Regions from separate parts of the Homo sapiens genome. Here region 2 is linked to region 1. The links are chromatin loops, found by intact Hi-C in ENCODE. Cell type or tissue: Panc1. All regions are shown on one strand. Each heading gives the region's core, and the rest is flanking DNA. Links, peaks and the distances in the headings are about the cores only. Region 1 has its middle 550 kb from the start of TSG1. Region 2 overlaps TSG1 (tumor suppressor TSG1).

Region 1 (16,667 bases), core at 4,093-12,092:
GCTAAAGAGCACTGAAAATTTAAATTATTCATTCATGATAGTCAGTGTTTCATACCACTCAGAGCATCTGTGAGGTCAAACTGGCCATAGAAGCCTTCAGTTTTCTGTTCCTTTATGACACGATTCCAGATCAACTTTTGCCCTCTCACCTTCTCTCTCAGTTAGAGGCTATCACACCATAATAGAATATTGCTTATTTCTTTCTAATTATTACCATCAAAATAAAATATTTTAATATAAAGTTATGTGCAAGGGGCCAGCTGAGTGTTGAACCTATGCATGTTTGCCTACAAACCTGTCAGAGAACTCTCAAAGAGAGTATGACCTTACTCCAAAGGGCATGAAGAATGAAGGGAATACCTATTTATGCTTTGGCTATTGTCACCCACATTTACATCGGATTGGAGGAGCAAAGCAGAAGATGGAAAATGAGAGAATGAGAGCGGCCACACATAGAGTGGCTATCTCCTTTTTCTTACTGCTCAGAGTAGTACAGAGGTAACATGAATCCAAAAGAGAGAATCATAGTAGTGATCAGTTCTTTAAGTCAGAGCTAAGAGTACATATCAAGTTTACTGGAGGAAGGAGAAGTAGAGAAACCAAAAAGTAAGAAGATTAACCTCTATTTTATTAACAAGACATGACACTTGTCTCAGACTTTACTTCATTTAATCTTCCCAGCAAAGGGTAGGCATCTATACCCAAATTAACTGTCTTTTTCGTCAGATTCAGTAAAATATATTGCAGATAAAGAGTCTGCTTTTATTGTTTTCCAAAATTAAAACTTATTTAACCATATTTTATTACATTATTGTTTTATATTATAGGATTTTTTCATTCTATAAGTGAAGCCCTTAATGATTTAAAATGCCAAACCTAGACTTAACCAAACTTTACACTGAGGACCTGAAGAGAAGTGAGTAAATGGAGTAGTTTATGAGTTAATAATAGAGACCTCATTTTAGAATTAATGAAAGAACAAAAATTACTCACTGGTCCATATAAAGTAGAATTGTCCTAAGATAAGCAATAAAACACAGATATAGCCATAAAGTAAAATGTAAATGAACAAAATAAGCTTTTTAATGAACATTGCTTCATCTCTGTTGTGTAATTTTTTTCATTGTTCCTATAACTTGATCACTAGACTAATTTTTTTTAAACAATTAGTATGCATTGTTGGCATTTAAATTCTAAGCATGGCATCTTGGCACTTTAAGGAGACACATCATGAAAGTCATATCAGTTAGCTAAAGTAATTAATGTTTATCAATTTTTCTTGATATCCTTCATTTCTCACTCCATCTCCTTGATGGTTGGTTATAGCATTAAAATGTTGATATTTCTCCATGCTTCATATCCAAAGGCATTTATGAATTTAATTTGCCTTTTGCATTCTCATTTATATGAATTTATGGTAGGATGAAGTTGTACACATGGTAACTTCTACCAGCCTGGAGCACCAGCTGGTGGTACTTGGTTGTTAAATAATCACCCAGTTTTGTTTTTGTCATCTGGAGGAAAGAGGACTAATAATACATTAAAAATAAGAATTTTACAAATAATGATACTGAGCATAATGTCCTTGATAATATCTACTGAGGAGTAAAGTTAATCATCATTAAACATTTTTCATCTTCTCTATAGATTGATTAAACTGATTAACAAGAACAAATTTGCACATTAGTTTAGCAGGTGGACTGAAAAAACATACTAGTAGGTGGGAATGAGGTCATGAAATGCTAAGTTAAGAGTGACTATGGACTGTGTACTGTAACACACCCACTTGAATGATATATCATGGGTATTTTTATAACCTTTGCTGTATTATTAACTAAAAGTAAACAAGCTTAGTTTCTTTTCATGCTGAATATTATCTTTTATTCCTTTCAAGCAGTTTTCTTGTGTTTATATTAATTCAAATAATAATTCCAAAATGTTTTGAATAAAATTTTATGAAATTTTCCAAAATTATCCACACAAACTTATAAGAATGTCATCAATATTCAATTTCACAAATAAGGCAGCCAAGGCATAAGGAGTATTTCAGTCAAAATTACAAAGCCAACAAACAGGAGAATTTGGACTAGAATTCAGTCTCTTGAAATAAACCCATCGCTCTACATACACTGACCCATAGGCAATAGAATTAGAGACACAGATCATTGGCATTAATTACAAATGATCTGTGATTTTTGTTGTCTCTCCTGAATGCCATAGCCCTTATTTGCCCTTCTTGCATATCTATCATATTAATGATTTAGTTAGTTAACATATGTGTTTATCAGTTCACAATTAAAAGGCTGTGTTTTCATTGTTTTTTTTTTTCCTAGTTTCCATAGTAATCATTGGATATAGCCACCTAATGAGTAGAGTTGCAGTCTACACTCACTACAAGAGAGTGGAACCAAGATAACAGCCTCACTACAACAATTTATTAAAATGAGCAATGTAATTTCCATTTAAAGTATTACCTGTAAAAGTATGTCCATCCCAATTCTTAGATTTAACCCTATGGAAAAACAAATAAATAAAGCAATAAAAAGGGAATTCCATGACAAAAATATTCATCTTCAATGAAGTGTGGAATAATCACAAATAATGATTGTAAAGTGAAATTATACTAATCAAACCAAATGTTCACATATCAAAGTAGGAATAGGAACCTAGAAGTTACTGGCCAAAGTAGAAAAAGAAAGAGGAAGACAAAGAGAGAGAAAGAAAGAGAGTTCAAAGGAAAGAAGTGGGGAGAAAGAGAGAGCGAGATAAAGAGAAATCAATCAATCAATCAATCTCTGGAAGCAAACAACAGTAAGACTAATGAAACATTTAATGATATGGAATTCATTTTTTAAAATGAATATTCTATTATTTGATAAAAAAGAAGACCCAGACCCATATACTCTATCATGTGTGTGTGTGTGTTTGTGTGTTTGTGTGTGTGTGTGTGTCTCTCTTTGTCTGTGTATATGTATATGACTAGTTGGAAGTTAAAGCAAAAGAAAAAACCTAACTACTTGTAAAGTACAAATCAAAAGAAATCAATAATGCTATTATTAATGAGAAATGAGGTCAAATTTAATAAGAGCATAAAATGAAACAAAGTTTTATAATAAGCAGTAAAAATCTACAATAATAATCATAAAATTTTATGTATGAGACTAGAATTTATATAGCAAACTTTTCAAAAATAAAAAGGAATAAACAAAACTTAAATACAAAGGATTAAACAAAACATTTGTAGTAAACTGAAATTCTATCTATTCCTGATTATGTAGACACAAATGAGTAAATATATTGGAGACATTAATAACATTTAGAATACTGTACACTAATAAAGATACAATTCTTTTTATCTCTCTCTCTCCCTCTTTTCACACCCTTAAACACACACATACATTTAAATGCATTTTATGTCCTGAACATCAATAATGCACTTTCATTTCCTATGCCCATTATAATGGTTAAATTTTACATGTCAAATTGATTGGGCTACAGGATGCCCAGATATTTGGTCAAACATTATTCTGGATGTAGCTTTGAGGTTAATTTAGGATTAGATTAACATTTGAATCGGTAAGCACTGTAAAGCAGATTGCTCTCCCTAATGCATGGATTTGATCAAATTAATTGCAATCCAAAGAGAAGAAAAAGGCTGAGCAAGAGGAAACATCTCCTGCCTGATTGCTTGAGCTGGACCTCAGTGTTTTCCTGCCCTAAGACTGGCATTTACACAAACTCCCCTGGTTGCCAGGCCTTCAGATTCTAACTGAAACTACCCCATCAGCACTGTTGGGTCTCCAGCATGCTAACTGCAGATCTTGGGACTTCTCAGCCTCCAGAATTCCAAGAGCCATTTCCATATAATAAGTCTCTTTCTCTATATCTATATCTATACCTATACCCTATTTGTTTTGTTTCTTTGTAGAATACTGATTAATAATGTAAACCGTGAAACGTGAAAAGAGACCATGACTATTCTTCATACTTTAAGAAAGTCTGTAAGACTAGAAATAGTATAATATACACCATGTTTTCTGGCCATAATATAGTGAGGTTACCAGTTAATAAAAATATTAATAAACATTTCAATAACCTTGAATTTACCACAAAAAACTCCAAAGATGTAGATTTCTCTTTTTAAAAATTCATGTTGGCAGAGTGAAAATCAATACCTAAATTTGCATATTAACTGGAAAAATATATAATGACAACATAGTGTTTTCATAATTGAGGAAGTTAAAAGAAAATTTATGCTCATAACACTTTCATTTATATATATTTAAAAAAATGACTTAGACATTCAACTAAAAATGATGGAGATGGCCAAAATAAATGTAAGGAAAGATAAAAAATTAATAAAAATGAAAACAGAAGTAAATTAACAAAAAATATGTAATACATACAAATAATAGAATATTAAATATATAACAAAATTAATAAAGAAAAAGATAAGTAATTATAAAAGCATACAATTAAAAATAAAAATGACTAAGTAATCAGAATAAAAGCATATTGAAATTTGTTAAATAACGTTCAAATAAATTTGAAAATCCCAAGTAGGGATCATTCTAGAAATGTAAGCATGATACAAAATTATAAATTATCTATATATCTAGATTGATTTATCCACCTGTAAGAAATTATGGTAACATTTCCATACAGCTGGAAATCTTGTATTAATAAATAACAGAAAAATAAAAATGACAAAGTCAACAGAATAAAGGGACGTTGGAATTTGTTAAATAATGCTCAAATAAATTTGAAAATCTTGGTTGAAAAAAACAATATTCTGAGAAAATATATATGTCTATAATTTTCTATAGGAGAGCCAGAAAAAAATTGGCCTGTGATCATGGAAAGAATAGAACATTATGTGAGGGTTCTTTTCTTCCTGTGAGCATAAATGGCAAGCAGTTTGGCGAATAAATTTTACTAAATTGTCAAAACAGATAACCACATAATGAGGGTTAGAAATTCTAAAGCCTGAAGAAGGAGGAAATATCTTACATTCATTATTCTGAGTCTCCAAAATTTAAGGCCAAAAAATTTTAAGAATGGAGGTGAAACAAGACCAATTTTGCTTTTGAATGACAATATAAAATGCTAAATACAAGTATTGCAGATGTAATATAGCTGCATAGCATTAATTCATTTAGAGCAAATAGGGATCATTCTAGAAATGTAAGTATGATATAATATTAGAAACTATCGGATTTATTTATCCATCTGTAAAAACTATAATAACACTTTCACAAAGCTGAAAAATCTTGTAATAAACTATTCATTCCAGATTTTTAAATTAATAACTCAAACAATAGGTGTGTACCTTTCTTTGAAAAAATGACTATATTTCAAATCCAACATGATCATCATGCATAGCAAATTAATGCCAGAAAAATTCTTATTTAAGTTAAAGCAATAGTAAATGTTTCAAGTCACGAAAATGATACTAGAGAAAAATGTAGAAATTTAGTAAGACGAAGTCAAAATTGTTCTCAAGAAATATATATCATGTTTGAAAATCCAGAATAATGACTGAAAAACTGTTAGAAATAAAAAAGAAGACAATAACTTGTCTTTTTGTGAAATTAAGATATAAAAATCAATACTTTGGTTACATGAAAACGAAAATCTATTTCAACATATAATAAACAACTTTTAAAATATAACACTGAAGTTATAACACCTAGAGAAAATGTAAAGTATAAAAACATTTGTATAATAAATGGAATAAATAGAAATGTCTATAAAGAGTAGAATATATATTATAGTCAGTTCATAAAATAAAATAAAGTAATTAAGAGTAGTAAAATAATCCTTCTATACATAGTAATTTTAAAAATGAATTATTACTTCTAGCAAATTCTTAGATCAATTGCATAGAAAATATGGAGCAAAGAAGCCAAACACTATGATTTATCTTATCTAAAATTTTTAAATTTGCAAAATCTTTCTGTGGTGGTAGAAGTCAAAATAGTGATTACTTTTGGTGACACAAGTGAATGAAAGATGAGAAAGTGTGGCTTGTGGGGTGCTGGAAATGTTCTATATGATCGTCTGAGTTGCAGAGATACAGATGGTTTAACTCATAAAAATACTTCTCGCTCTAGCTAAGATTTTTATTGTTTTTGTTCTTTCATTCCGTTATTTATTTCAATGTTTTCCCCAAAACAGATTAAGAGTGCTTTCCAAACTTTTTAAGAAGATGAACATCCCAATAGAAGGAAATACATGACTCGATAATTTGCAAATAAAGATAAGCAAATGATTTCTTCTGAAGAAAAATTAATATAATAGTATAGAATTAATATTATAATAAGACAACATTTGTCGATTTTTGAAGACACAAAAGAATACCATATCAAGGTTTTATGAGACTGTGGTGGAATGACTTTCTGATAGATTTCTGTTGACTTTGTAAAAGAGTACAGCAATTGTAAAGTGCAATTTGGCTATTTATTTAAATCAGACAAATAAAGAAAACTTAAAATGACCATATTCTTAACCCAAATTCTGCTTTTTATCAACATGTAAGAAAAAAATTCAATGATAAACCATAACAATAAATTATGATATAACAATATGGGTGCGTGCTTATCAAACATTAAAAACATGTTGAAAATAACATTTTATAGCACCGGAAAAATCAAGAAAAATACATATTAATTGACCCAATAATTTATAAGATGGAATAGATAAGATAAAACTTATTTTGGGGAGAATAATGTTTATGCATATATGCAAATACCATATTGAAAATAACTTCACCATAATTATAGCTATCTCTGAGTAATTTAGCTATCTCTGAGTAATTTTCCATATTAAGTATTAATTATTAGTGTATCACACCAAAAATAATTTTAACTAAAACACATATTTGTACAACTAGGGCTAAGTGCAAAAACACACATGGTTCTGAATTCCTGAGTGCCTGACTACCTAGTGATTTTTGTGCATGTAAGGGATGATGAGGATGTATTAGAGCATTCACCGATCTTCCTTTTCATGTGATGGTTGTCTATTTCCAGAGCATAATTGGAGGCTTTAGCACATGAAATATGGGTTAATTTTCAGTCCCCACTCACCCCATACATGCAGTGTTCTTCTGCTGAGTAAAAGCTGCATAGCCATTTTCAGTAGGCTGATTATTTCTTAATGCCATGCAGGTCTGCTCCATGGTTTTCTCCTTATGTTCTGAAAAGCTGCCACTGACACAAACCCAGAACTGCTATCAGTTAGAACTTATAACCTGGAAGTTACTTCTAAATATAGATTAAACATGTTTCACCTCTCTGTGAAGGATATGTCAGAGTAAAACCTATGAGACAAGCTTGGGTACCTTCCTGTTGTTGGTGATAGTTTCTTACTCTCAGTCAAAGGAACATTCAGATTTTTTAGGAAGTCAGGCCTGTTTAACAGATGACATTTATTGACTTTTCTAGTCCTTAAAATTACATATGATTACTATGGCACACACTCTGACTTCTATATGTATTCTTTGTCAAATTAAGAAGTAAGGAATAAAAATTAACATTTATTAATCACCAGGCTTCTGTCAAATACAGTGCTGGACACTTCTTATTATGTAAAAATCTTTCATTCTCATGATAATGCTTGAGAGGAGGGAAAGTTGTTTTTTTTTTTTTTTTTTTTTTTTTTTACTACAGACCAAAAAACAAAGCTCAGAAAGATTAGAGACCTTCAAAATTATGAAAACTAGTTAACAGCAGAACTGCTATTTGAGAACTTATGCCTAATTCCAAAGATCATGATCTTCTAATATGCTATAATGGATAAATCCATATGTGCTGGAAACCTAGAACTTCCATTGGGAGGCAGTACAGCATAATAGTCAGGACCTTGTGCTCCAAAGAGCCTGACTGCCTTGGTCCGAATGCTAATTTCAAAATTTACCAGCTATATGGCTTGGGGAGATAAACTTATTTAATATCTCTAAGCACTACTCTCTGGGTATAAAAATAGTTTATACCTTGCCAGGACATTAAGTGGAGTAAATTAATGAAGCTAATTACTAAAATTAACTAATGAGAAGAATTTAGTAGTGCGTGGCACATAGTGCTTACAAGTATTGGCTATAGCTTTGATTTTGTTTTGATCTTATTTTTAAATATTCATTTTCAGATACATAACATACTGATTTATTTAATAAATCATTTTATGATTTCATCTACAGACAGGAGATTCAATGAACACATTTACTGAAGTAATTTTCTATCAGTAACTAAATTATTTCAGCAGTAGGTATAAAGTCCTACTGAAATTGTTTCCTCAAAAAAATGATACAGTTCCTTGCTGTATTTATTCATGCTTTTTAGAGAGATAAAGTAGTGTGCAGGCTTATTAAATCTTTATAAATTTGGTCAATTCCTAATTTTACTGCTGCAAATTTAAAGGATGCCAGATGGTGAGAACATTCATTTAACAGATTCTCTACTTCAGAATTATATAAAAAAGATAAATATATATTGCTAACAGAGATACTTCTGATCAGAAGAGTAAAAGAAAGTGTTTGGACACAAATAAACTCAGTTAACACCCTCCAAAGAGTATTGAAAATTTAAAAAAGTAATATTTAGTATAAAGTTACACATTAGTAGAAAACCTGTATTAATGAGTGACTTCGAGATTTCGCACTGAAACTCACCACTGCTTTTAAGAGTATAATCTTTCATTGCATCATGAATCAAATTTGATATTTTAATTTCTAAAATATTTTGTTTAATGTTACACAATTTCTTACCTGCATTAAGTAAAGAGAATTGGACGAACATCATGTGTTGCTTTGTGAAACAGATTTATCAATATTTAAAAGTTTTTAATAATTTCAAAATTATTTCACCTCCCAAATCCATATGGCTGCTATAAGAAAAGACTGACATTGTTTCTCATCTGTAGAATTTCTTTTTATCTTCTTCTTGGTTATAGTGTTTATCCATGTTTACTATTACTGAGGCACTTTTTCAAAAACCATTTGAAACTTTTCAAACATTTGAATGAATTCATTTGAGTGGAGAAGAAAAATAACAACAGAAAATGAGAATGAGTATAACTTCTAATAGAATTTTAAAATTATTAGAATAAAGTGTAAGGGCTGGCTCATTTTTCTTTTTTTTTTTTTTGCCCTTGCCTTTGCCTCGAATGCACTTCATGAAATATCACTTAGTGTATCTGCACTATCTGTAAAAAATAAGTAAAGATTTCTTATAATTACCTTTCTGAAGAATTTGAATGAGAATTTATGGCATTATGCCTATTACATGGTTCAAAGTCTTTGAGAAACACATTATTAGAAACAAATATAAGAATTATTTATTTGCATATATAACAAATATTTATTCAGAACCTACCATGAAACAAGACATTTCACAGCTCTGGGACAGCAATGAAAAATATTTTATCTGTTCTTGTGTGCTGGCTGAGGTGAGGGGATGTTCAATAAATAACAAATAAATAAATCAGCAAAGTAATCTCAGAGAGTGTTTAGTTTTATGAAGAAACTAACATTGAATGAGATTGAAGGAGGGAAATACTCAGATTGAGACCTTAGATCTGAGAAACTAAACGAACATGCTACTTGGAGATCCAGATTAAACTATTCAGGACCTAAAGGAGAGTCTCTGCAGTAGAAAAAGCTCTGGGGAAGAAAAGGTAGACTATATTTGTAGCGTCAGAGTGACAAAAAGAAGATAATGTGGCCAAAACCTAGATACCCAGACAAAGTAGTTGGAGATCAGATCTTGCTTAGGTCTGGAAAGTTTCTTTTTAAAAAGATCATTCTAGCCTCTTATTTGAGAATGGATTGTATTGAAGAAAAAGAGAATTTCATTATTGTGATCACATAGGTAAGAAAGGATCTTGACTTATATCATGGAGGCCGAAATGCAGACGAAGAAAAGTAGACAAGTAATAAGAGATAATGTAGGTATTATCCAAGGTGAACTGAATATCAAAATCTGAGGGATATAGAGGAAACAAACACGACTCCTATCTTTTGTTTCTGGACAACAGACTGGGTGATACTGTCAGCTACTGAGGCAGGGAGGAACGGCTGAGGGGAATTAGGGTTCTCTCACTGTATATCAATGGTGTTCCTTTATCATCACATTCCTCATTTCACTTTTATTTTCTAGCCTATGTAGAGCGATGCTGATTTGACTACATTAATATATGTTCCTAGTTCCCAAATACTGAGAATTACCTGGATAAAGGAAGTTCTATTAAAAAAAAAAAAAACTTCTGTTAGGAAACTATAGGGGTGTTCCTCACACATGTGTTTCAGTTGGTACACAAACACTTGGATAAATAAAGAGAACAAACACAAAGACAATAACAATAAAACTAAAACAAGTTAAAGAAAAACCCCTTTCCTGTTCTTCCTTAAATAATCTAAGCCATAGTCCTTGTTCTAATTATCTATTGTTACATTACTAATAATCTCAAAATTAAGCATCTTAATGAAAACAATCATTAATTTTGCTCACAAATCTTCAATTTGTGCAGGGTTTGATAGGAATGGCTTTTTTATCTTTATGTAGCATCAGCTGATTGATGAAGTATGAAAGCTTCACTTTCAAGATGGCTCACTCACATAGTTGGCAGGTTGGTGTTGATTGTCATCTGGGAGCTCTGTTAGTGTGTCAGCTGGGTGCCTCAGTTCCTCTTTATGAGCTTTTGTGTGCTTCCTCACAAATTGGCAGTTTATTTCAATATGCAAGTGTTCTAAGAGGCCTGAAAGAAAGTACCAAGGCTTAGGACTTAGCCTAAGAAGTCCCAAAACATTCTTGGAATTTTCTATTACCCAAATAAGTTACTGAATCCAGCCCAGATTCAAGGAGAAGGGAATTAGACTTCACCTCTTGGGAGAAGTAGCAAATAATGTGTGGTCATCTTTAATCTACTACAGCCCATCTTAATATGTGTACAATGGTACTAATAAATGAATACATCAAAAAATATATTTTACTGATCTCCATTCTTGCACTAATTGCTATTAAGGACATTTCCAATGAACTTTGTATGGATACTAATGAATATGCCTGTCATCTGATGATAATTATAGCAAGGAAATCCATATATGTAAATAAACCATAAGCTCAATTGCAGGTGATTATGACAAACCAAGTTTTTAAGTAGAATTTCCATTACAATAATTCAATGCTAGAAAACAATTTGAAGTGCCAAATAATGTTCAGTTTAGTTCTTGTCCTCAGATAACATTTTTTCTAATTGCAGTTCTTGCTTTAGAGAACAGCAATTAGAAAATTACACATGCAAAGAAAAGAGGCCCAGAAAAGGCCTTGAGTTTCTGGCTCACCATTGTTAATGTAGTCATACAATCTGTCCTTACTTATTAGGTAGTTTAAGTAGAGAACAGCTGAAAAGGAAGGCCCATTTAAAATGAAATTACAGGAAGGCAGAAAAGACTTTGATAAATATATTTGAAAGAGTAGTATTTTTTCACCTGTTCACGTGGTGAACATCTGTGGTTTTTTGGCAATTTGTGTTTCCATTCCTGAAAGAACCTCTTAGTTCAAAGACTCGTCGTCCCTTGTATCTATTTCTTTGAAGTGTTCTCTTGGATCTCTTAAACTATGGGTAGCCAAATGATTTTGGCATCTGGGATATAGATTCATTACAAATCAAGTCTCAGTATTCAATATTTTATCTTCTGGTCTGTCGCTATCTGCTTATGCTTTTAACCAAGTTTTTTGACACACTGCTTAGGCTTGCAATTGAGTGAGAGCACCATATTCACGGGCAAAGCAGCAGTGTAACGTAAGAGTCTTCATACAAAAATTTTCAAGTGAAAAAGTGGAATAAAGATGGTGAAATTTTTAAGTGATGGTGATAATATATAATAGACAACAGAGAAGGCATTCATGCTGGCAGAGTGAGATTCTCTAATATGCTTCATGAAAGTGATTATGCCACCTAATTTTGAAGTTGATCAATAGTGAAATGTAGCTGGCTCTTGAAATTTAGTTCTAGGAATAAGGTTAAACTTCCTCTTGGTTCAAGTTATGACTAGAACAAAGTATTTTAACGTTTGCCATTAAAGAACTTCAAATAGTTCCATATAAGGATTAGAGAGACTTATGATTGAGAGTCTTTATAATGATTCTAGGTTTAAAAAACTGAGGCATTACCACTGGCATAAGCATTTAACATGCAGGGTTACTGGGTTGTATCAAACCTTAGGGTTACCACAATTCTCTTCAGATCCACTACCCTGCATTTAGAAACAACCTTAGCTCTCTCATAGCTCTAATTAAATAAATATTGGTCAACACTGGAGATATTGATACCATTCTGATTTTTTTTCTGAAATTAAGAAATTTCAAGGGGGCATATTATTATTATACTGTATGTATTTATTGAGTTGTTCATTTTTAACATAGTAAAATTAATAAATTTATTCCTCAGAATTTTTAAAAGTAAATATTTGAAATTGCTCTCATGGAAAGTCAACAAAGCATTGAGAGAACTAGAGCTTTATAATAAAGGAAAGATGATTAAAACTCAGGCAATGCAGTAATACAACCAAGTATTGAACTGATCTTGCTCCTATGAATAAAGAGCATTATATTGCTTTCTCATTTATTGTCCAGAACATTTTAACTCAGAGATAGGAAGTGTGTTTGTTAAGGTAATTCTAGGATTGCATTCAGCATACTAATATATTTTGATTCAAGGCACAAGAATAGTGATAAATGACCCTCTGGATTTTTTTAGAGAAAAGATAAGACCTGGACATATTTCATTTCTGAGGCAGGAAAATATGCCTACTTATGTCAATTTACTGTTTAGTATATAATATTCTTACAGGGACTCCATTTTTACATATAGAAATATTTACCTAAGTTACTTCATCTTAGTAATGACTTAAGGATAATTTGCACTACATTATGACCATATATTCTTTTGTTATTCTTCTAATCTGCCTATGGAAATATAGTTTTATTTCTAAAACTGAAATAAGGTGATTAAATTAATTTTAAATTACATTTTTAGTTGTGTTTCCCTTGAAATATCTTCATAATAATAATGAGTATAACAATGATTGTTAATATGTATTGATCAACTATGTGCCTGGTAATGTTCTAAAAGTTTTACATTTATCAATTTATTTAAGACACACAGAAATCCCTAAAATATACATAGTATTTCTATATCAAATTTAATTGGGAGAAGTAAAATACAGAAAGTTTAAAATACTTTCCCAAGGTCACAAAATTTACAAGTATCAGAGTCAGGATTTGAACATATGAAGTCTAATCCCAATGTCTGTAACTTAAATCTCCTGACTGTACTACTCAAGGCGTTCGGTTCCTGGTTAAAATCTTTTGTGTGATTTTTCGGGCCTACCCTAGGCAATTACAAAAGATTTACCTGGCAGTTCTCACTGGAGAAAGCTGCCGCTCATCCCTGACACATAAACCAGTGTTTGTGTGCAGCCAATGTATTGCAGTTAAAGATTCAGAGTCCCCTGGCCAATCTTGCTCTTAAGTGTGTTTGCATTTCTACCACAGTTATGTGTATTCCTAATCTCTGTACCTGAGGCCATGGATAGAAGTCTTTTTCAAGCCTCCTTATGATGATAAACAGGGGAGAAGGGGGGAAACTTTTCTTCACTCTGACTCAGTATCCAGTACTTTGTCACTTCTAGACCTTCCTCCTCATCCTCCAACCACCTTCCCCACCCACCTGATTACAAAGTCCATTTGTTCAGGGCTCCCTCAACAACTAAGACTCCTCCCGCATGTACTGACCCACCTAACTATTCCATTCCATAGTAGAAAATGGGACACCATTCCATAGTAGAAAATGGGACAGGCTAGTTTGGTGCTTTCTTCAGTTTAGACTCTTGTTTATACCTTGGTATAAGTGGTTAAAGGCTTAGCTTTCAATTTTGGCTTGTTATTTACTGGGCTCCTGTGAAACCTGGCAGCTCCTCTCTTTCTTACAACTCAGCAGAACTATGGATACTACTTTCTACAGTCACTCTTATCGTATAATCAGTTGTAAGTTTCAGAGGGTGAGACTAGTAGTCTTTGCAAACGTTTAAGTGAAAACCTGTTGCTGTCATGGACTAAGTCAGTGGAGTATAATGGAGAAAAGTAGACATATTAGAGATATATGTAATAGGTAGCACCAACAAGGCGTGATGATTGTAGATAGGAGAGTGAGGATGACAGATTAAAGGTATATTAGAGGCTGAATTCTGTTCCCCCGAAACTTACATACTGAAGCCTTTGCACCCAGTAACTCAGAACAGGACTGTATTTGGAGACAGGTCTTTCATAAGGTAATTAAAGTAAAATGTGATCATTAATGGAGTCCCTAATCCCAAACGACTGGTACCCTTATATGAAGAGGAAATTTGGATACAGACAGGTATAAATAGAAGACAATATGAAGACACAGGAAGAAGACAGCCAGGTATGAGCCAAGGAAAGAGACCTCAGATGAAACTAACCAAGTGAATATTTTGATCTTTGACTTCTTATCTCCAGAACTGTGAGAAAATAAACTTCTGTTGTTTAAACCACCCAATCTGTGGCACTTTGTTACTGTAATCATAGCAAATTATTAATAATACAAAGTGATGTCTATTTTCTTTTCTTTAATTAGAAAACTGCATGTTTGGTAGTTGTGTTCCCTTATATGTGAAAGTTAGAAATAAAAATGATCTGGGAAATGGGAAGCAGATTATGGGTTCCATTGAGATTGAGATATCATTGTGCACCCAAATTGGGAAGCCATGTAGACAACACAACATATGGATCTGGGGCTCAGAAAAATGTTTATACCAGAGATAGCAGTCTACAAGTTGTGAAGTAGTATGTAAAATACTTTTAAACCTTATATAAAAAGTGAAATCATTCACAGTATCTATAGACCATGGATGCTGCTATGTAGACTTATGGTTCTATAGATGTATTCTGTGCAGTGTTGTTTGGAGCTTCCTACAAAGGAGTAAAGATAAAGCTAGTGTCAGTGCTTAAGAAACATGCATCATGAATGCAGAAAATATACTTTGAGATTAAGACAAAATGCTCAAAACACAAGGCCAGAGTCAGTGAAGGTGACCTACAGGTGTAATGAGTTAATCCTCATTTAAGCATATCCAGATTTTCAAGAAAAACAGTAAACCCTAAAAACGAAGGGAAACATTTAGAGAAAAAACACTGATAATCATTTAGAGTCCACTTAATATCCATTTATAGTAGTTTTACAATTCCACTTTTGACAGAGCATCTGTGACTACCATTGCAGAAGGGATTCAGCCAGAGGAGCAGGATGTCAGCAGTGGAACACACATCTTCAAGAGCAAGTAAGTCTGGGTACTACATTGTGGCAGCAGCAGTGTGTAGGCTTACTAAAGAAGGAGAGAAGTCAGGAAAAAAAATAAATAATAAACACATTTGCTCTGGTGTTATAAGAAACAGTTCTACAGCACCTGACTGGCAGGGACAATGGACTAAAAGAGAGAACAGGAATTTTTTAACATTCATTCCCCTTGATTCTACACATTAACACATGTAAAAAGACAAATTCAGACACACAAAAAAATGTATGCTTTTGTGATTTCGAATCCTCCTATAATTTCATAGTTGGTAAAGTGACTTTTGATTTTAATCTAGGTGCTTGCTTTTCCCCCTTTGGCTTGAGAAGATAAAAAGTTTTAATAACTCTGCTCTCAAATTCATGAATTATTTTCCGATATATTTGACCCCAATTCAATGGTCTCCAATGATTTGAATTCCTTTTCCTTCGTATTCCTTTGTGGGGATGGCAGATTTTTGAGGTGCATATATATACTTTTGCAATGAACATAGTAAAAGATTTAATTTCAAGAATCAGAACATAGAAATCATCAAAATTTCACTAAGTTATTTCCTGAAACTGTGGAAAACATCATGCATTTCTGTTTACTTTTTGAACATATAAAATAGGCTATTGTAAACTATGATGTGGAAAAACACACTCAGCAATGGCAAAGCCTTTTCAGAATTAGCCTCTCCAAAAGTTTACAACTTTTCAAGTAGTTGGAGTGCTGCTTAAAAATATCAAACTGCAAAGATGCACTTCTAGAAATTATAAGTAATTTGTCCATCAAACAATATGTACAATAGTACTATACAGTAAATTGGACCAGCTGCCTATGCCTACCATTACAGCTGGTTGCAAAGTATATAATTTATGTTTTCTGCAGTCGAAAGTGGGAAGGTTTTTTAAAACTGTGTTCATGCTTTTATAAAAAGATTTTTCCTGTTTTATTTTTTTAACCATTGTAAGCTCAGAAGAGGTGGCATTTTGTCATTATGTTTAATGTTAATCCATTTCTATTATAGATTGAAGGGTTTATCAAAATACTTTGCTTATGACCTCTTATTCCATCCTTATACGTAGATGATTTAGACACATTTAACATCATGTTTTTCTTAAAATATAAACCTGTTTTCCGTTTAAAAAAGGGATTGGGAATAACTAATGGAAGGATACTTGATAGCAAATAATTAGTTCTTAAACTTCAGGAAATGACATGTATTGCACTAAGAAGTTAAAGAAACAATGATTTCTATTGGTGAACTCTGAAAAAGCTTCTGAATGGCACTTTTGTAATTTCTTTTGCTATTTCT
Region 2 (16,667 bases), core at 3,496-11,495, 510 kb after region 1:
TGGTTGTTGAGACATCCAGATAGGATTAATCTGTGAGTAACAGTTAGAATGAGGAAAATATCAATTCACTAGGTATTGTTCTAGTTTCCAGTGGCTGCTGTAACAAGTTATCACAAATGTGGTGGCTTAAAACAAAGGAAATTTATTCTCTTACAGTTGTGAAGGCCAGAAACCCAAAATCAGTATCGTTGGACCAAAATCAAGGTGTTGGCAGGACTGTGATCCCTCCTGAGACTCTAAAGGAGAATCAACTTCTTGCATTTGCGGGGATTCTACTGGTTGTATCCCTCCAATCTCTGCCTCTATGGTCACAATGGCTCTCCCTCTTTCATAGCGTGTCAAATTTCTCTCTTTCTTTCTGCCTCCCTCAAAAAGGATACATGTGATTGCATTTAGGGACTACTCTGATGATGGGGGATATTCTCCCAAATCCTCTTTGCCATTTTAGATAACATTCATAAATTCCGTGGATTAAGATGTGGACATCCTTGAAGGACCATTATTCAGCCTACCACAGGTATGAAGCGACATTTTCACAAACTACTATGGACTCCTAATCTTTCTAATTGTCCGCCATCTCTTCACCCTTTTTCTGATTATGGGCACACCAATGTTGTGAAACACTTCTCCCAAACTCCATATAGATCTGATGAGAGGAGTCTAATTATAGCTCTCCACTTCTCTAGGATTGTGCACATGGTGTGGGTTTGTATCACATTTCAGAGGTGAAGATTCATACACCAGTGTGTGGACTCATGGCCCATGTCTGACTAATTGGACTTTATTATCTACTGTTATACGCAACCATATATGAGAAAGACTCTCTTTTCCTGGAATCTATAGCTAATCTGATTAAACTTTAAAGCTGGTAGTAGTCCGGTTCACTATCACAGGGAGGAAGCATAGTGAGAGGAGAAAAGAATGAGAGTAAAAAAAAGGCCGGGCGCGGTGGCTCACGCCTGTAATCCCAACACTTTGGGAGGCCGAGGCGGGCGGATCACGAGATCAGGAGATCGAGATCATCCTGGCTAACACGGTGAAACCCCGTGTCTACTAAAAATATATACAAAAAAATTAGCCGGGCGTAGTGGCGGGCGCCTGTAGTCCCAGCTACTCGGGAGGCCGAGGCAGGAGAATGGTGTGAACCCAGGAGGTGGAGGTTGCAGTGAGCCGAGATCGTGCCACCGCACTCCAGCCTGGGCGACAGAGCGAGACTCCTTCTCAAAAAAAAAAAGAAAGAAAAAAGAAAAAAGAAAAGAAAAAGAAAAAAAAAAAGAGAAAAACACCCCAAAGAATCAGAATGAAAAGAGTCCTCTTGGCATCAACTTTTGCCTCAAGTCAGTTCCATTTCTGACTTCTTTAGTTCTGTGAGGGAATTAAAACCCTGTTTCTGACTTCAGTTAGGCTGAGCTGGATTTCTAACACCTGAACAAAACTGTTTATTCTGTGGGGGAAGCAATTCACAATGAATGTACGATTGGACAGGAAGATCTCAAAGTTCCCTTCAAACTCTACAACCTCTTGCTTCCAAATATGCTTAAAAAAACCTGGGTAAAATAAAAAAAAATCAAAATATTGTCAGTTACAACACTGCACTTTGTATGACTTTTCTGAAACGTGGTATGTATAACACAGTTATGCTACAAAGTCACTGTTGAAGAAGAGGATACAATGTCAAACACAGAGGAACCTAAGCTTTTGCTTGCTATGGAGGATATCTCAATTATCAGTAGAAGCTGTAAAAATAAGCATCCATAAACCAGCTTCCAAATAAATAAAGAAACAAACAACTAGAGAAACAAATACTCAAAGTCCAGCAGCTATCCCTGAGAGTCCTAAAATATCTTGAAATTTCCTGAAAAAATTGCTCCAAATGATTCATTTAAATTCTGTTCCCAATTAATATTTCCTTTATCTCATTTCTTAAAAAAATTCTAGAATTCTGTATCAGAATTTATAAAATTTTATGTATGTGGATACTATATTGTCCAATTCAATAAACACACTGAAAAATGTCATACTATTGCTCTTATATGTTTATATGTTATTTAAGAGTTGATAAGATAGTTTATTTCTAGCCATTTATAAAATAAAACAAAAAAATTAATCAGGCCCTTGTTGTGGAACATAACTTCCTGTTATAATATTGTTTCCAAGGGGATATCAGAACTCAGATCCACCATTTCAACCTATAATGCCTTTTCCAGGAATGGAAACATAAGAATATTTGAAATATAGTTATAAAATATTACTTTTAAAACACAATTTTAGAAAGCATGAGATACCACATTCTAATTGAAATTAAAAACACCACCACTGTGATGTTTGGACAAATAATAAATAGATCTTGATACCTTAAATGTTGTCCCCAATCATCTAATGGATCACTCTTGAGATAATTAGCCCAAGAGTTTAAGTTGAATGTGAAGGATCATGATATTAATTAAATATGTACTTGTAAGATTTGTAAAGCAAAACATTATCCACACTGACATAGCAGCTCTTGTTCTTTGCGCAATGTGGAATAAAGCTGCTTTTTATCATAAAGAAAAGACACTGGACAAAAGATTATGTTTCAAAAGAAGATTGGTTGTGGTGAGCAGGTGGATCACTTTTGCACCCCTTTCCCATTTAATAATAAAAATTTCAGTTTATTTAAGGTATCTAAGTTTTAGCACACAGCCAAGCCTTGTATATAGCTGCCCATACCCCCATTTCCTAAGATAGGCAATATTTGACTTAAGTTAATCAGTATATTCTATACTCATGAGCAGCATAGAGGCAGACATATGTTGTAAACATTCCAATCGTGAGGAATCTCAGAGTTTTCTTGGAATGTTAAGACAAAGCATTCTCTCTTCCTCTGCATGCTGTAGTGTGTGAAATGTGAAAACTGGAGCCACCTTGAGGAATGCTGCCTGAAGTTTAAACCAACATGCACAATTAAGATTACACACACACACACACACACACACACACACACACAGAAACAAGCACACATAGGCCAGGACACTGAAATAAACTATAAACTGTCCCTGAAATGTACCCTATCTTTCGACTTCCATTGATGAGCCAACAAATTCTCTGTTGTTGGAGCAGTCTGAGTCAGATTTTCCATAACATGTAGCTGAATTCATTTTCTCAGATACAATCACCATTAGTAAATTAAGCATATTATGTTACTAGTATCTTTACCTCCAGTGTTTAAAGAATAACCTTTACATGAATGATAAATTATTGATATTAAAACAAAATTTAAAGTGTATCAACAAAAGAAAAAAATAGTTAAATCTAATTAACCAGAAAGTCGAGGAGAAGAGGAATTTATTTTTTTGAAATGTTCATTGTGTTGTGTTCACACAGGTTTCAAATAATATGGATTTATTAATAATATTTCTATGTTAAATCCTCACGAAGCATCTATGTATTTAAAGAGAAAGAACAGCTTACTTCAACTGATCATGAAATTATTCTAATTTAAGGACTAGTCTTAATGTCTAAGGACACTCAAAATGGGTCTTACTGTAATGGGACTCCTTAGACACTTCTCAAAGAAAGAGTTGCCTGGCCTTGGAACAAAAGAAGAAAATACAGATTCACTCAAAACAATAGTCTCTTAGAGTTTCAGGAGTAGAAATAAATTAAAATAGTATATAGATTTAAATTTTGCTGAAATTACTAAAACAGAAATGAGACAGGTCAGAGTAAATTATGACAGTTATGTAAGAAGAATCATGCATGTTTAAGCCTCAGAAGTATATTTAGCATCCCCTTTGGTATAAATGGTCTCTTGATCACTAAGAAACTGGGATACATATCTTATCTCCCAACTATAAGCAGGCATCATGGTATAGGAGAATATGCCCTTTCTGTTTTCTGCATCTATGATAAAGAAATCTCTCCCTATAATCTCTGCTGTTCCAAGAGAGTATAAGTAAAAATTTCCTCTCATTCCTGCAGCTCTTTCAGGCTTTAACCCCTCCCCATAATACAGTAGTGACTTATTCTTTAATCCATAAAAAAGCTAACATTTGGACCATTGCTGAACCTATCTTATCTCAATTTGTTCAGAATCCTTAAAGGTCAACTTAGAGGTCAAGTCACATCTTCAAATTCCAACAGAGAATTTATATGTACTTTGAACCACTTAAAACTTGTATTTATATGCTCACATTTTAAGTATTGAATGCTTTTTGATGAGTAATAATTTCACCAGAGAAAAAAGAGATTTCAAAAAAGAACACAGAACTAGATGATTATTTATAGGGAAAAAAGATAGATGTAAAATAATGTCTAAAGAGAAGAGCAGGAATGTGGCAGGATTATAATGTAATAATACTGTGTTATATCTTTGTCATAACATTAATAATGTTAAAATTGTACCCTAGCCATCCACTTTGTTATTAGATTTTGATTTGGATTATTACAGCAGTTTCTATGTGTTAGCTGCTTACACTGGTTCACACATTTAAATCTATGCAAGTATCTCATTTAATCTTCACTACACTCCATAAGAATATCACCAACCCCATTTGATAGATACAAATGTGAAGAATAGTGATAAAAATATCTGCCAATTCTAGAGCACGAGTGGGAGATAAATATAAGAATTATTTTACAATGCATAGGCTTTCACTATAAATTATACATTTTACTGCTTAACATGAACTTATGATCTTCTATGAAAAGGAATTTTCAGGGTTATCAAGTTTCCTAGGAAAAATAGTCAAAAGTTCTCTTAACGCTTTAAATAAAAAGAGCCCTATAAAATGTGATATTTTTAATGAAAACACATTATTTAATAGGGTTTTTATTAGATCTTAATTATAACATTTGAAAAACAATGAACATATAATTGAGTAAAACCATTCACTGTACTTTTGCCAAGAAGCAGTGAACATAATCCATGGTATGTCTTTGTGCTTGTTTCAGTGTTTGGATTGTATTCGAGAAAATAAATAATATTAAATCACAAAATGACACATACAGCTTGACTGAGTCATTAAGTTTTCAGTTAGACTAGCAAAGAAATAAAACATCTCTTTCAGATTCATCAGAATTTTTCAGCATAATTTTTCAATCCTGAGTCCACAAAGCACAACAGCATTCCCCATAAAGTTATGGTGGAGAGGATATGTTTAATTTACTTTTCTCCAAAAAGTTACTGTAAAACAATACAGTTTTAGACTATAGTCTCATAGTACCCTATCTTCAATTCATTGCACTTTACTATGGCATTCCTCCATTCTTTTTGTGCCTCCCTCTTCCTCTCTATTTATCCAAAACTTACCCATTTGTCAAGTCCATTATTTATCATGCCTGGAAAAGTTACTTAATAATTCATGCTAAGAACTAACCTTTTACATTTTATATCACCAATATTAATAATTTTTCACATATTAACACCATTGTTCACAAATTAATGTGTATTTTATAATCATAAAACTTTAAGTTCTATGAGGATATTGATTTTTAAATTAATCCTACCACAAAACATAACATTTTTAGGTTATAATAGATAATATATGTTTACTAAATTGAATAAATTGCCTCCATGAGATAGGTGGGTCCAGCCAGAGTGCATCCATTCAAACCTCCCTTAAGATAAAGCAAGTTCTCATGACTCATGTTATTGTAGAATGATAGATGTGAATGCAAATCTTTTCTCTCATCTTTTGCATAACTTCAAGGAAATTCCTGTGGCAAACTCATGGATCAGATAACAGAGAAGATTCTATGATTGCTGTAATTACAATTCTATTATTGCTGTAGTTCTATTTTATCTAAACACTTTGCTACATCTTGATGAAGTTCTGAGGCATTTCTTATAATACCAATGAACTGATGTATACAGGGAAACCTCCTATTCCAGACAGCTGATCATGACACAAACAAGATAAGATAAAAATTCTCCTATCATCTATTATAAAACAAGAGCTAAATTCATATAATACAGACATAATTATTTTGCTTTTCCAGTTTAAAACTGAAAACCACTATGGTTTTCCTATTTGAATATATAATATAAGTCCTCTCTCTCACATAAGTATATCTGAATGGATGAGGAAGACCACTCTTCCAATGATGACCAATCCATTAATCGACTGAATCAATCAGACAGTCTCTTCTGACAAACTGGAGACAAAGATTCTCAAAAGATAAGAAGACACTTAAGACAGAGAAAAAAGCTAAAACCAATCTATTATCAAAATATGATAGTCCACTTTTTTTTCTTTCTGATGCCATAATCGGCTTTTATTCTATTAATATTTGCATAATAAATCTCACTTTACTTGGGCAACATTGAGTAGGCTTATGGTCATTGAAATTAAACAAGACCCAAATATTAGTATTTATTAGTTGTGTTGGAATTGCAATACATTCTCAGAGAAAACCTAGAGAATGTAGAATTACTTTTAGGTCAAGTTGGCCTTATGTCTTAAATTGGGAAATAAGAAGTTTTCATCTGTAGTCACTTGACATTACATGTCCACTAAGGTTGTAACATTGGGGAACCAAACACTTTCTTCCATAGGATAGTCCAAATGGATTAGTAATACAGAGATATGTGGGATAGATAATTACTTATCAAAATACTAGGCAAGATTTTGAGAAAATAATTAACTTAATTGCTGGATTGGCAGTATTAACACACAAAAAGAAACACACCCATCTTTCAGTAAGAAGCCTTTACTACCTATAGTCAACATGCTGAGGTCTCTAAAAAACAAGTTCAGAAGGAGGTCCACATCATTTCTAAATTTTTCCCAACATTTTCTATTATGATAACTTTAAACATACAGGAGTATTATAGGAATTATACTATAATATCTGCACACCTGATGTCTAGATTCAGTAATTGTTAAATTTTAACTATATTATATACATGCTATGTACTCAATTGTTTTAGCAAAACTTGTTTTATACATTTGCTCATAGGTTTCAGATGTCAGATTTCTTTTTCTCTAAATCCTTCATCATGCATTTTCTAAGAATAAGATATTTGCCTATAGAAATGTCATTTGCATACTTAATAAAATTAGCAGTAATTTCCTAAAATCATCTAATATCCAGTTCTTACTCAAAAATTTTCTAACCTAACAATTTAGCATGAAGCTGATAGAACTAAGAAAAACAAATAATAAAATTCATCACTATGGTAGAAAAAGAGACTCACATAAGTAGCTTATTTGTCTAGGTAGAAAACATTGGAAAGTAGAAAATATTTTGAAATGTATATATTGCAAAAAAGTACATTTAATCAATTACTTAAAAATTTCTGTAAAAAGTTAAAACAGCTAATTAATGTTCCCCCAAATTGAAAATGGAAATAATAAAAACAAAAAAGATTTAAAAATTGAAAAAGGAAATAGCAAATATTATTTTAAAAAGAGCAGAATTTCATGAACTAGAAAACCAACAAATGAGAAAATATAATTTACAAGTCCAATTTTTCTTTTTTAAAAAAATTAATAACATTAACAATCCCATAAAACTGGACTAAAAATAGGTATTAAAAGGGCCCAAATGTTAATAGTAACAATGAAAAGGATAAAAACATTACATCAATAAAAGTGGTGAAAAGAAAATGAGTATGGTAGATTGACTGCAAAAATGGCTTCTATGCTTTTTCCCTCTGTCTTTTCTTTCACAATGTGACTTTGCAGGTCCTCCTATAGAGAGGTTGATTCTACTTCCACATCCTTTGAAGTAGGTCTTGTAGTTTTCTTGACCGACAAAATGTGGTGTAAAATGTTGATGTGCGAGTTCTAAGCAAAGGTCTCAAAAGGCCTTCCATGCTTCTAATCTCTCTCCCTCTTTCTGTTGAGCCCCTACTTTCTCCTTACGAACAAGCTCAAGTTGGTCCAAATGGATGAGAAACCATGTGAAGCAAAACCATTTGAGCCATAAAGGCATAGCTGAGGCTCCAGACATGTAAGAGGGCCCAGCCAAGAAAAGCAGAGCTGCTCAGCTTAACACAATTGACTGCTGCTGCGTAAGTGATCCCTCCAAGCCCAGCTCAGACTACAAGAACTGTGCCATGTTGCCAAGCAGAAAGTGCAATTCCAATAAAAACAAATTAAATAAACAAATAAGTAAACATGTAATAGTGAAAAGGCAGAACCAAAATTCTCACTATTTGCACATAACATGATGTCTTCACACAGAAAATCCCAAACAAATCTACATTTAAACTAAAATTAATGAATTTATGTAGCTCACCAGACCAAAAAACAAAACAAAACAAAACAAAACAAAAAAATCAAATCCATCCACACAAAGCAGTATATATTGTTTTAAGCCAGTAAATCTTAAGGTAGTTTATTTCACAGGGTGATTGTGGGAATACATAATCAAAAAAATCAGAATATTATAAACAAATTTATGCCAATAAATAGAAAAAAATAAATAAAATTCTTAGAAAAACAGATTTTCAAAACTGATAGAAGAAATAAAAAATCTAATTAGAATTGAATTTAAAAACCTATTAGAATTGAATCTAATTAAAATAATTATCTGGATAAAACTCCATATCCAGAAGAAACTCTGTACTCAAACCTTTAAACAAATAATAAATTATACCAGTCCTAAATAGCCACTTTTATAAACTGAGAATATGCCACATTCTTTTTATGAGTCCAGCATAACCTTGATACCAACATCCTAAAAAATAATTATTTCATCACTAAGTACAATGATAAACAAAATATTATCAAGAAAAATTATCAATTAATAAAATACAATGTATAAATTTTAAAAATGAATTTATTTCAGGACTTCAGGGGTGGCTTAAAATTTTTAGATCAATTAATACAATTTTCTAAATTAACAAAAAAGAGAATTATAATAATCATCTCAAATCCCATTTGTAATATTAAATAACAGAAAACTAGAAATAAAATAGAGTTTTCTTAGTCTGAAACAAGGCATTTATTTTAAAAATGGAAAGAATTATCAGATTTAATGATGAAATAATGAAAGATGTATGACTTCTGTAATGAGATAAGGATATCTCCTATGACCCATTAATAATTATCTGGCAAAGCCTAGCCAGTACAATAAGCCAAATAATTATATTGCAGAAATAAAAATCAACTTATGTGCAGACATGATTTTTTTTCATAGAAAATTCAAAAAAATATATACCTCAAATTATTGGGATTAGTTAATTGAGATGATCACTGGACTGGACATGAAGCTAGTATAAAAATAAATTGTAGTTACATATACTAGCAACAAACGGAAAGTAAATTTTTTGTTTGTTTGTTTTTAATGATACCATTTATAATGGCATGGATCTAATGAAGGCTGTGGAAACTTCAAGTAGAAAATAAACCATTGTTAAGAGATATTAGAACAAATAAAATAAATTGGGATATGCTATATTTATGAATTAGAAGACAATTCTCTCGTATATATAGATGCAACATAATCCCAATAAAAATGGTAGTGTTTTTTGAAGGGGATGGGAAATGACAAGCTGATTCTAAAAGATATGTAGAAATGCAAAGCAGGAAATAATAAAGTCAGTCTCGAATAATTGCAAATCAGCAATTTTATACTAATAGCTAAAAATCATCTTATAACACTTTACTATAAACAGTGTGGATTGAAACAAGGATTGATAAATAGACCAGTGGAACAGAATACAGGGTTTACAAACAAACCCACAAAAATGGAGAAAACTAATCTATGACAAAGGAGAAACTGTAGAGCCATAGAGGAAGCTTCATCTTCTCAATAAATAATGCCACCTTAACTGGATATGTATATAAAAATAATGTTGGCACCTATGTCAGACCATATGCTAGATTTCATTTTAGATGGCTTGAATTTCCAAATGTAAATAAAAAGTTAAAATGCTTTTAGAAGACTTTGAAGAAGAATTTTTCCAAGATTGCAGCAAATTCTTAAAAAAAAAGTCATTTTTTTTGTAGATTCAGGAGGTACATGTACAGGCTTGTTACATGGGTATATTGCATGATGTTGAGGTTTGGGGTAAAAATGATCCTGTGTCCCACATGGTGAGGATAGTACGCATGTTTTTTAATCCTGTTTGTCCTCGTAATCTATTGAGGCATCTTTATGTCCATGAGTACCCAATGTTTAGCTCCCACTTTTAAGTAAGACCGTGTGGTGTTTGGTTTACTGTTCCTCTGTTAATTCACTTAGGATAACGGCTTCCAGCTGCATCCATGCTGTTGCCTCAAAGGACATGATTTTGTTCTCTTTTACGGCAGCATAGGATTCCATGGTCTATATCTACCATATATTTTTTAATCCATTCCTCTTCCCTTTTGATAATCACCTTGGTTGATTCCATGTCTTCACCATGGTGAACAGTGCTGAGATAAACACACAAGTACATGTGTCCTTTTGATAAGAATTTATTTTCTTTTGTATATATAACCAGTAATGGAATTGCTGGGTAGAATGATATTTCTCTTTTATGTTCTTTGAGAAATCTCCAAACTGATTTCCACAGGTGCTAAACTAAATTACATTCCCATTAACAGTATATAAGCATTCCCTTTCCTCTGTAGCCTCACCAGCACCTGTTGTTTTTTGACTTTTTAATAATAATCACTCTCAGTGGTGTGAGATGTTATCTCACTTTGGCTTTTATTTGCATTTCTCTGATGATTAGTGATGCTGAGCATTTTTTTCATGTGTTTAGAAACTTAAACAATTCAACAAGCAAAAAACCAATAACCTCACTAAAAAGTGGGCAAAAGACATGAACAGACACTTCTCAAACGATCACAGCAAATTTTGATGGTGTACCATTTGTATCCCCCAGCCCTTCTCTGAATACACCTACCTGTATTATGGACTGGTTCTGTATGTGCAGATAAATTTTCACATTAAGCACTGAGCTTGTCTTCTCTGTGTCAAGATTTTCTCTGGCAATATTGCTTGAGGTAATGATGCTACTCCTGCTAGGAACAATAATATTTGAATCAGCACACCATCTATGTTTTACTGGTATTATTTTCCAATTTTCCCAATCAGTATAAGCTAATTAGCCTCATAAAGGTGTGTGTTGTAGCGGAACACACTATACTTCTTAGGAAATATACTTTTTATTGAATTCTGCAGAAAGCAGATATTGTTAACTTTCCCCATTAGTGATGATAAATTTGATTACTTCATTAAGGCAGTGACCACCAAATGTTTTCCATTATTTTTAAAAAATGTTTTTCGAATTGCAAATAATCTGGAAGTGACATTTTATGATCACATGAATCCTCCTCTCCAAAATAATTCCCCTTCAATTTTAGGTGAATGATAATTTTTGCCTGAGTCAATCATTTCATTAACAGTTGAAAAATGTTAATTTTTTAAAAAATTTATTACCTTATGTTGTTCTGTAAAAATATTTTCCTCACCACTTGGGATTCACTGTATCTCCTCATTACACAAAGTAAATGTCTGGTTTCCATTTAATTATCAATTTTTAGAGTAAGAAATTGGTGTTGTAACTACTTTTGAAGATAGAATACTTGTTATATTAATTTGGTTTTATTATTCTTGCCTTTTTTTTTTTTGTAGAAAATCATGGCTTTCTTTTTCTTATTCTTTGAGGGACAGGGTCTCACTCTATTGCACAGGCTAGAGTGCAGATCACAGCTCACTGCAGCATTGAACGCCTGAACTCAAGCAGTCCTTCCACCTGAGGTTCCTGAAGCGCTTGTGACTTTTTATTTCTTCATCCTTTCCTTCTCTCTCTCTCCCTCCATTCTGTCCTTCTTTTATTCACTTGATTCTTTTTTTTTTTTTTTTGACTTTTAAGTTCAGGGGTACATGTGCAGGTTTGTTACATAGGTAAACTTGTCATGGAGATGAGTTTTAGAGATTATTTTATCACCCAGGTATTAAGCCTACTAACCATTAGTGATTTTTCCTGATCTTCTCCCTCCTCCCACCCTCCACCCTCTAATAGGCCTCAGTGTGTGTTGTTCCCTTCTATGTGTCCATGTGTTCTCATCATTTAGCTACCACTTGTAAGTGAAGACATGCAGTATTTGGTTTTCTGTTCCTATGTTTGTTTGCTAGGGATAACAGAATCCAGCTCCATCCATGTCCCTGCAAAAGACATGATCTCATTCTTTTTTATGGTTGCATAGTGTTCCTTGGTGTATATGTACCATATTTTCTTTATTCAGTCTATCCTTGATGGGCATTTAGGTTGATTCCATTTATTTGCTTTTGTGAATATTGCTGCAATGAACATACATGTGCATGTGTCTTTATAGTATAATAGAATTATTTATATTCCTTTAGATATATACCCAGTGATATAATTGTTGAGTCAAATAGTATTTCTGCCTTTAGGTCTTTGGGAAATCACCACACTGTCTTCCACAATGGTTGAACTAATTTACACTCCCACCAACATTGTATAAGTGTTTTTATTTTCCTCCACAACCTCGCCAGCATCTGTTTATTTTTTCTTTTTACTTCTTAATGGTAGCCATTCTGACTGTTGTGAAATGGTATCCAATTGTGGCTCTGGTTTGCCTTTCTCTAATAATCAGTGATATTGAGCATTTTTTCATATGAGTTGGCTATATGTATATCTTCTTTTGAAAAATGTCTGTTCATGTCCTTTGTCCACATTTTGGTTTTTTTTTTTTTCTTGTAAATTTGAGTTCCTTGTAGATGCTGAATGTCAGACCTTTGTCAGATGCATAGTTTGCAAAAATTTTCTCCCATTTTATAGGCTGTCTGTTTGCTAGGTTGATACTTTCTTTTGTTTTGCAGAAGCTCTTTAGTTTAATTAGATCACATTTGTCAATTTTTGCTTTTGTTGAAATTGTTTTTGGCATTTTCCTCATGAATCTTTTGCCTGTGCCTATGTCCTTAAAGGTATTGCTTTCCAGAGTTTTCATAGTTTGTGGTTTTACATTTAAGTCTTCAATCCATCTTGAGTTAATTTTTGTATATGGTGTAAGGAAGGGATCCAGTTTCAATCTTCTGCATATGACTAGCCGGTTATTCCAGCACCAATTATTGAATAGGGAATTCTTTCCCCATTGTTCGTTCTTGTCAGGTTTGTTGAAGATCAGATAGTTGTAGGTGTGTGGTCTTATTTCTGGGTTCTCTATTCTGTTTCATTGGTCTATGTGTCTGTTTTTGTACCAGTACTATGTTGTTTTGGTTACTGCAGTCCTGTAGTATAGTTTGAAGTTGAGTAGTGTGATGCCTCCAGCATTATTCCTTTTACATAGGATTGCTTTGGTTCTTCAGGATCTTTTTTTGTCCCATATGAATTTTAAAATAGTTTTTCTAGTTCTGTGAAGAATGTCAGTGGTAGCGTAATAGAAATAACACTGAATCTATAAATTCCTTTGGGCAATACAGCCTTTTGAATGATATTGATTCTCCTGTTTAACTAAAATCTTGTATCCTTTGACCAATATCTTTCATCCCAATCTTCCACCTTCTCCCAATCCCTGGTAACCACCATGACACTCTCTCTTCTATGAGTTCAAAGTTTTTAGATTCCATATATAAGTGAAGCCATACATTACTATCCTAGCTTATTTCACTTAGCATAATGTTCCTCATGTTTATCCATGCTGTTGCAAATTGCAGGATTTTCTTTTTTAAGGCTAAATAGTGTGCCATTTTTGTGTTCATGTGTATACATATAGAAATGTATACCATACTTTCTTTTTACATTCATTGACTGATGGACACTAATGTTAATTCCATATCTTGGCTGTTGGTAAACAATTTCATAATTAACATGGGAGTGTAGTTACTCTTTGACATATTTTATAAATATTATGAGTTCATATGAAAGTATCCAAATTAAATTAGTTATTACAAGTTGTTAGTAAATTTTCTTGAACTTATATTTGTATATCTTTTCTATTACATTTAAACTTTAATTCCTAACAATATTCATATAATTACTTGTTTGCTTTATCCTATATTTATACAATTATTTGAAATTGTATTATCAACATAAATATGAACAGTAACCTAATAAGTAAGTGTAAGATTATTTAGCAGATTATTAAATGTACTATGCTACTAATATCAGAATTTGTTTGATAAAAATCTGCCTCATGCAAGTGAGCACAGAAAAACAATCTGCAGAGAGAACAAATAAAAAGACAATTTAAAAGAGAAGTGAAGATGTGAGACCATGTATCCCTAGGTATCACAGAGAATATCCTTGGTTCATTTTTGATTGATGTCTTTCTAAGTCTTTGTTTCAGGATACCCTGAGACCTATTGCTTGATTCATCTTTGGTTATTATGACATATATTTTAATACATTAAATATTTTAAGAACAAATATTTAATAATAAAAATGTTAATATTCCATCATCACCATAGTTTCTTTTTTTTTTTTCTTTGCATGTTGTTTGTTTGTTTCTTGGAAGCAATTAATACCTTGAAAAATTAAAAAAAATTCATTTAAAAGTTGATAAATCTAATAATTGGGGCTATGACAAAACTAGCACAAAGGCTCACAACTAGGATAAATGAGTACTAGGTTTGTTTAACACTATACTGATATTATCCTTTAAAATATTAGACATTTTCTATTTTCCCAGATGATCCAAGAACTTATTTTCAAGGCTTACCTTGTCTCTTTGGTGTGAAGTAAGTTCATTACCAGAATTTTTTTCCTGCAAAAGATTTGACCATTGAGAATATATCTTATGAGCAGAGGAGAATATTTTGGAAACTATACAATTGTGAAAAACTATAGCTCAAATGCATTTGACCTCTTACAGTTAATCCAAATAATTAAGAACTAAATATGCAAGAATCACTACAGGCATGAGCATCAAAATAGGTCTGTTTCTAGTGATACCAACTTAGCAGCAGGAGTCATTGGAAAATAACCAGAAATTTTTTGCTTTTTACTGTTTTCAGAAGAGTACAACTCTCTCAGCATTAAGTTTTTCATGTCAGCCAAAGCAAAAAGAAGGAAGAACCAAAGCTTTCCCACATTTGCTTTACTTTATGCCTATCTCATATGAGAATTTTAGCAAAGTTTTCTCTCTGGATTATAAAAACAGAAATCTGTTTGTGGTAGATAAGTGGGAATCTATATAAGAATATGTATAATTATAGCAAAAATTAATTAGTTGGTGATTTATAAATTTTACGTGCAGTTTGTCTAGAACTTTTATGGTAATCATGACATTAATATTTTAGGAGTCAAATAATCCACACAACACAAATCTATTTTCAGTAACTTTTAGTACCTCACATGTTAACTTCTAATTGTTAATTTTACCTCAGTGCCCTACTAGGACCATTTCCTCATTTGTATGCAGTTTTATAAAGTTTTTGGAATATTTTAGACTTGTATTTGAAGAACTATTTTTTAGAATATTTTAAAATTTACATTGCTGAAAAGCAATTTAAAAGTACATGATAAATGATATCTTTAAAACAAGTTTCAAGTTTTGATAGAAGCAAGTAGTTAGTGGCCAAAAAGTGACTTTCTTTCTATGACAATTCCAGAATTATATGTAAAGCCATGGACAATAATATTAGCTGTTACCTGCACAAAATGTGCCTTATTTTCCAAGTCAATCATTTATCTTTTATGGATCAATTTCTAACTTCATTCAATAAATTTTTTCCTTACTTTCAAACTGCTTACCTTACATTACCTTCTAGCAAATTGTGATAATATTGTTACTCTTAAGGCAGATAGATTTAGAATTAGTGTATCCTCATAATGTAATATTTTACTATTAAAATATTATATTAGTACCATATATATCAACTTTTTAAATAATTAAATGAATGTTTTAATATAACAGTAAAGAGTATATAAAATATAATCATATGATTGATATGAGATTGATTATTTTTAAAAGGAAACTACCATTTCATTGATAGAAAGAAGCAAATTGTGTAGAGTCATTTTAGGATTAAGCACCTGCAATATATTCTGATATCCAAGAACAGAACTAGGCTGAAGCTAAAATGAAGCCTTGTGTGATCATTTTCAGCATTATAATTTTCTGCAAAATTTGAGTGATTTGCAAAACTGTGATAGATTTCCCTGAATAGGATGGTGGCAAAGGCTTTGTAGATTCAAAAATAGTTTTGCTGAGGCAATGAGAAGTAATACTATCAGATGAGAAGTTGGTTTACCAAGCTAAAAAAAAAAAAAAAAAAAAAGCTGAGAAAAATTTTGCCTCTAAACATTGCAAAGTCCTACTTCCCTTATTTTTGTATAATTATTTTTCATTTTGCTCTTAATATTTCTCTACTGAGGAAAAATATAATTGTATTTGCAATTCAATAATTAAAGTTGTCATTAAACAATAAAAATTTTATAAATGTAGTTATCAAAAGTGAGTTTACATTTCTGGAATGATTTGAGAATGTTTCTAAGCTAAAATATATAAATGTTGTCATTAAGCTCCCGCTTATAAGCGAGAACATGCAGTATTTGGTTTTCTGTTATTGTGTTAGTTTGTTAATGATAATGGCCTCCAGCTAATACCTGAATGATGAAAAATTCTGTAAAACAAATCGCCATGACACAAGTTCACCTATGCAACAAAGCTGCACATGTGCCCCTGAACTTAAAATAAAAATTAAAAAAAAATCTAAATTAAGAAAAATATTTTTAGATGCTGGGCTTTTGAATACTTAACACAGGACAATATCTCATAAGC

Evidence for each region. Hi-C counts contacts between places; a loop is a spot of excess contacts. Peaks named below come from ENCODE experiments on the same cell type or tissue, not always from the same donor. Only the 100,000 strongest peaks of a DNase experiment are listed, where the experiment ranks them.
Region 2: it touches region 1 in a loop (5-fold over the local background); 1 of 110 quality-filtered maps calls a loop at or near these places.

What each region holds. Positions count from the first base shown.
Region 1 is chr6:94,246,054-94,262,720 of GRCh38, reverse strand. No RefSeq gene overlaps it. Among named protein-coding and RNA genes, the nearest start is that of TSG1, 550 kb to the right of the region's middle. In Panc1, for the core only: CTCF peaks have their summits at 7,637 and 7,837; no DNase peak of the experiment used is centred there; H3K27ac peaks cover 1,649 bases.
Region 2 is chr6:93,738,386-93,755,052 of GRCh38, reverse strand. TSG1 (tumor suppressor TSG1) reads right to left here. Exons shown (of 10, transcript NR_015362.2): 5 at 14,604-14,648; 6 at 10,823-10,937. Among named protein-coding and RNA genes, the nearest start is that of TSG1, 40 kb to the right of the region's middle. In Panc1, for the core only: no CTCF peak of the experiment used is centred there; no DNase peak of the experiment used is centred there; H3K27ac peaks cover 322 bases.